2 separate regions of the Homo sapiens genome follow, and region 1 is linked to region 2. The links are chromatin loops, found by intact Hi-C in ENCODE. Cell type or tissue: B cell. All regions are shown on one strand. Links, peaks and the distances in the headings refer to the core of each region. The heading gives the core; the rest is flanking DNA. Region 1 holds the start of MIR10399 (microRNA 10399). Region 2 overlaps ZC3HAV1 (zinc finger CCCH-type containing, antiviral 1).

Region 1 (2,896 bases), core at 397-2,896, 50 kb before region 2:
AGCTTAATTTATTCAACAAAATTTACCCAATATATCAGTGTACAAAGCATGCTGCTGGGCTGGGCATCAGGCGTGGCACAGCAAACAAGACAGACTGACTCAACCCTCAGGGGGCTTACATTCTAATGCAGAAAGCAGATAATTTCAGTTTGGATACATAATACAAATTATCAAAGCAAGGCGCAAAGTATTTTAAAAATAAGGGGTTTGGGAGGCCAAGATCTGACCTATTCTGTAGAAGGACTCCTTAGGAAAGTAACAGTTGAGCCAATCTAAGGATGCTAGATATTCAGTAGGTCAGTGGAAAAAATCAGTGGTTCTCACTGTGGTCAGTGGGTTATTGGTGGTTTCATAATAACTGGGGACTACTCCCAGCACTGAGTGGATGCAGCCAGGGAGAACGATGTCCTGCAGTGTGTGGGTTAGTGCCACACAACGAAGAATTATTCTGTACCCTGTACGACTGTCTAATGTCCTGCTGGACATTTAGGTAGGACCTACAGCTTGTCCGAGAGAGTAACTCATTTGTTTTCTCTGAGACAATCTGTAATTTGTCTTGTCCTATTATCCTTAAGTAAGGTAATTTCGCTCTTTCTTTTCCCATATACAGATTATGTACATAGTCTGTTTTGTCTTTACCCTAACACTGGTTTTCATTCTAGTGTCCCCCACCCGTCTAGTTTCATTTTCCTGTACTTGTTTACAGGAAGTAGCCTCTAATCGGCTCTTAAATCCAAACCTACTCATTACAAGGAAGAGTAAACATCTGTCTGTTTCAAACAGCGTAGTCATGCCTGAGCGTTTACATAATGAAATTCATCTTCTTTTCATTATAAATTTCTTCTTTTCTATTTCTCCTTAATAAGAGAGTTAGGGCATTAAATTGATTTTTTTAAGAAATTCATGTGTGTAAGTAGATTGTATTATCTATGAGTCATTTCAGGTCAGCAAAGAGAATGTTACAAAATATCTGCTCTGAAAAAGGTGAATAGATCTGATAGGGTTTGTGGTTGTCACCGTGACTGGGCGTGGGGGTGGGGGCGCTACTAGCATTTAGTATGTGAGAGCCAAGTATGCAGAACATCTTGCAATACATTGGACAGTTCCTCACAATAAGAAATTACTCTGCACCCTATACGAATTTTGAATGTCTCACTAGACATTCATGTATGACCTATAGCTCGTCTGCAAGAATATATCCTCATTTTCTCCACTTCGACAACTGTACATTTTCTTGCATAGTATCTTTATTTCAATAAAGGTTATTTCGTTCTTTCTCTTATATACAAATAAGTATTGTCATATGCAAAGAAGTTATTGTATCCCTAGTTTTTATTCTAATGCCCACTGATATCCCTGCTTTTACATTTTCCCACATATGATCTGATCTCCTACCTTCTAAGTTCAAATTGATGCATTATAAATAGTTGTAAGCATCTGACTACTTCATTAGGTCTTCAGTTACAGCTGTGCCCAAGTTAGGTACCTTTTATTTCCTCTTTATGTTCATATTAGTTTTATTTAATTTTTAATTTATTTCTAAAATTGTGTGTAGGTGGAGCATATTACCTCTGAATTGGATTTGGAGGATAATAAAGAAGATGTATTTCTATTTGTCGTTTAGAAAAAAAAAGGCAGAAATGCCCATTGAAAACCACTGAACTAGCTAAAAATGGGAACCACAAAACTGAAAGGAAGCCAGAGTGGCTTGCGCAGAAGAAACTAAATGATAGAGGGGTAGGGGAGGGAGAGATCACATGGGGCCATGACAGCGGTTTTGAACTTTATCCTGAAGACTTGATGTGTGTTTTGAATGTGCATTACTAAGTAAATTTTAAAAAATATAACCTTCTTGCTCTGAAGAAAACACAGCAAACAACTTAGAAGGGAACAGAGATATTTAAGAGGTAAAACTAGACTTAGAAACTGCTTAGATGTTTATCAGGAGGGAGAGGAAGGAGTCAAAGATGACTTCCAGATTTCTGCTTGAGCCAATGGGTAGATGGTGATGCTTTTCACTTACATACAGATCCTGAGAGAGGAACAGGTTCATGTGAGGGAGGTAGATGGAGAGTTCCACTTTGGACATATTGAATCAAAGATGCCTGTGAAATATCCAGCTAGTGGTGTCTAATGGGCTGTTGGAAAGAGTTGGACAAACTGCACCCCTACAATGTGAGGGTCAAGTTCAGAAAATGAACACTCCAAAACGAAAGTTACCATGAAAGAAATAAGTCAATGAGAATAAGCATTTGTAGTAACTCTCCCAGAAAATAACTCTACTCTAAAAAAACTATTTTTTTTTTTTTTTTTTTTTTTTTTTTTTACCGGTGGAGCTGTTTAAGCCAAGGAGTTGTGGAGATCTCTGTGATGATCCAAAATCTGACTAATATAAAATCAACTCTGATGCTAATTAAATCTGACTTATAACTTGTCTGCTAAAAGAAATTATAACAGGAAACTTTGGTGACTGGTAAGGAATGTTGAAAAGGGAAAATCAGAAGGAAAAACCTGGTTCATAAGAAGGAAGGAAATATTGGTCCAAGCACGTCAAGGGCTCTAAGTAAAAACCGATGGCACTACAATTCCACATAATCCATTACATTTGGAAAAAGAAGCTCCTGGTAGACACAGGGCCTCTTTGGGATATTGTTCTTTGTTCTGATTCTGTGCTCACCAGGAAACAAATTTCATCTCCGTAGGGGGCCCGTCCTTCAGTAGGAATGGCCCTGCTCCTAGGTTCTTGGCTCACTTGCCAAGACTACAATAGCACTCGCGTTTATCAGTTATGCTTGTGTGAAGCTGGTTATTGCAATTCATTGTTCTCAAAATACTTTCATGAAAAGCCTGACCTGAGAAAAAGCCTTCTCTGTAATCATATTAATTAGAACATAAA
Region 2 (2,919 bases), core at 159-2,658:
AGGCCAAGAATTTGCATGTCTAACAATCTGGTTTTACGAACATACTTGGAGTATAGGCAGCTCAGGGCCACCTCCCCAAAAAGGACAACAGGTCCTACAGAAGGTTGGTTAGAAGCTGTGGGAACTCCCCTCTCGCCAGTACAAAAAGAGCTCTCCTACTAATTATTATGAATTTCCCAGGACAAAACAAGCGTTTGCAGAATGCTACCCACACTTGGAGCAGATAAACCTCAAACAAAGAGGGCGAGTTGCAGTAGGAGGTGATAACTTAAAAAAAAAAAAAAAAACAGCAAAGACATCCTTGAAAGGAGCAGAATTGTCTCTCTTTAAGGAGCTCAGGCCAAAAGCCTAAAAACAAACGACCTTTTCACTTTTCTCTTCCAGCCACAGAACAAAATGTTATTTTAGCCCAGGCAATAAGCGCTCTCTCTCACCACGGGTGCAGTCTAAACAACTAGCCTGCACAGTGATTCTCATTCCTGGCTACACATAATGATCAACTGGGCAGTGTTGAAAATAACCTAACCCTGGGCCACACCCTGGAGACTGGCTTCATCTTACTGCGGTGGGAGCCCGGGTGATTCCCACGTGCAGTCTGAGCTGAGAATCACTGGATGCGCTTGTCAGATTTGATTCTGAGTTAGATTCCTGAACTGGATGTTCACCTCGGAGCTCTTGCACTTCACAAATCGGTAAACACAGGACTAGCTCTGAACTCAACAGTCAGACCAAAAAGAGACAGTAACCCGAGTCTTTTTTTTTTTTTTTTGGACAGTAATTATATCGAAGTACTCCTTCCCTTCTCTCCTTCATCCCCTCTGCTCCCTAACACCTAATAGGGTTGGCAAAAACAAAAAGATCGTTGATTTGTATAGAAAACAGGAAATCACTCACCATGATATAAGCCAGGTAAAAAAGGAACCAGGATGTGTGAAAGATAAAATCTAGAGAACATTGAGCTAAAGAATAAAATGTCATCAGTCAAAACCAACCCTAACGCGATATTATTTTAAAGCCACGAGGCTCCTACTCCCCATATTTGTACTTCTGATATTCAAGATTAAATTGCCGTGTTATTAGAGGGTAGGGATGGTTTACTGCCTCTAGAGCCCCTAGTGAGATGGAGGAGAAACAGAATAGACCAGACGAGATCACATGAGCAGGGTAACGAAGGATGTGGGGAGACACAGAGGGTGGAGCCGAAAAAAATGAGCTTCCTTTAACCACAACTGTATTACCCAGAACACAGCAGGCACAAAGAGAGCCCCAGCTCACTGCAGAAAATGGTGAACCTAAGGCTGCAGCCACGGCAAGCCACAGCCTGCACCGAGGAGGAAGAGGAAAGCACCGAGGGCCTTGCAAGACTGGAGAGCAGAGGAGGCTGGGCCCGCTGAGGATAGGGGAGGCCGGAGGCCAAGAATCCGCACATACCCTACAGTTGTACCAAGAGTGGGACAAACAGCACCGGTGCCACCAAAATATCATCTTTCTGTTATTATGGACAGTCTCTCCAGTCTTGACTTCTCTAGTCCCCTAAGTTCATGGTTCACAAGCTTGTTGCCCATTAAAAACCATCTAGGGACTTAAAAAAACAAAATCCCAAAGTCCAATTCAAACCCTAATTAAATCAGAAGGTAGGAGACGGGCATCAGTATTTTTTAAAGATTTCCTAAGTGATCCCAACATGCAGCAAAGTTTGAGAAACATTGCCCTAGGTCCACATCAGGACTGAGAAAAAGGAGAGTAGATGGCCGCAGGTGGTGGCGTTACTGCTACAATGTTTTTTTTTGTTTGTTTGTTTTTTGAGACGGAGTTCCAGTCTTGTTGCTCAGGCTGGAGTGCAATGGCGCAATCTCAGCTCACCGCAACCTCCGCCTCCCGGGTTCAAGTGATTCTCCTGCCTCAGCCTCCCGAGTAGCTGGAATTATAGGCATGCACCACCACTCCCGGCTAATTTTGTATTTTTAGTAGAGACGGGGTTTCTCCATGTTGATCAGGCTGGTCTTGAACTCCTGACCTCAGGTGATCCACCCGTCTCAGCCTCCCAAAGTGCTGGGATTACAGGCGTGAGCCACCGTACCCGACCACCAAAATCTTGATGATCAGAGAAAGTAGTTCACACAAGCCCCCTCTCCTCTCACAGGCTGGCTTCTCCCCACCACCCGCCACAATACTTCCCAGCATAAGTCCCTCTGAAAGTTAACAAATATTAACCAGAGAGAGATTAATTAACTGGTTGACAGTATTTCAGGATCCTGTGAGTGACAAAGGAAGGGGTAGAAGCCTCTAGAATTGTCTATCATTTGTGACACAAAGTTTGTGCTCAATAAATATTTATTGACTTGGTACCTAGGATGCCAAAAGTTTCCTATGTCTTTTGGTCTGTCACATAAAAGTCATAGAACCCCTAATCTCTGAGAAAGATCACTTAAAGAAAAATCTTTCATTTATTCAGAACTAAAAAATTCATTTCTTTTACTCACTCCCTCAAACTCGAAAGCCACATAAAACTCTGCATTTGCAGTCTTCCAGGAAGTGTACCCCCAAGGAATTATATGTTTCTGAAAGTGTGGTTTGACCCCTGCAAATGGATTCTTTAGGGTGGTATTTAAAAATGCAGATCCTGGGGGCGCAGTGGCTTACATCTGTAATCCCAGCAGCTTGGGAGGCTGAGGAGGGTGGATAGCTTGAGCTTAGGAATTCAAGACCAGCCGGGGCAACATGTCTCTATTGAAAATACAAGAAGTTAGCCGGGCATGGTGGCAGAGGCCTGTAATCCCAGCTACTTCAGAGCTGAGGTGGGAGGATTGCTTGGTGGGAGGATTGCTTGAACCCAGGAGGCAGAGGTTGCAGTGAGCAGAGATCGTGCCACTGCACTCCGGCCTGGGTGAGAGAGGGAGGCTCTGTCTAAAAAAATAA

What was found. Hi-C counts contacts between places; a loop is a spot of excess contacts. Peaks named below come from ENCODE experiments on the same cell type or tissue, not always from the same donor. Only the 100,000 strongest peaks of a DNase experiment are listed, where the experiment ranks them.
Region 1: a loop joins it to region 2, with 2.6 times the contacts of the local background. A loop is called at or near these places in 4 of 110 quality-filtered maps.

Annotation. Positions count from the first base shown.
Region 1 is chr7:139,043,606-139,046,501 of GRCh38, forward strand. ZC3HAV1 (zinc finger CCCH-type containing, antiviral 1) reads right to left here. Exons shown (of 13, transcript NM_020119.4): 13 at 1-2,896. MIR10399 (microRNA 10399) reads right to left here and starts at 552; the gene lies at 495-552. In B cell, for the core only: no CTCF peak of the experiment used is centred there; a DNase peak (open chromatin) is centred at 1,726; H3K27ac peaks cover 1,898 bases.
Region 2 is chr7:139,094,228-139,097,146 of GRCh38, forward strand. All of the region lies in intron 1 of ZC3HAV1 (zinc finger CCCH-type containing, antiviral 1), which reads right to left. Among named protein-coding and RNA genes, the nearest start is that of ZC3HAV1, 14 kb to the right of the region's middle. In B cell, for the core only: a CTCF peak has its summit at 1,119; a DNase peak (open chromatin) is centred at 1,194; H3K4me3 peaks cover 1,640 bases; H3K27ac peaks cover 2,500 bases.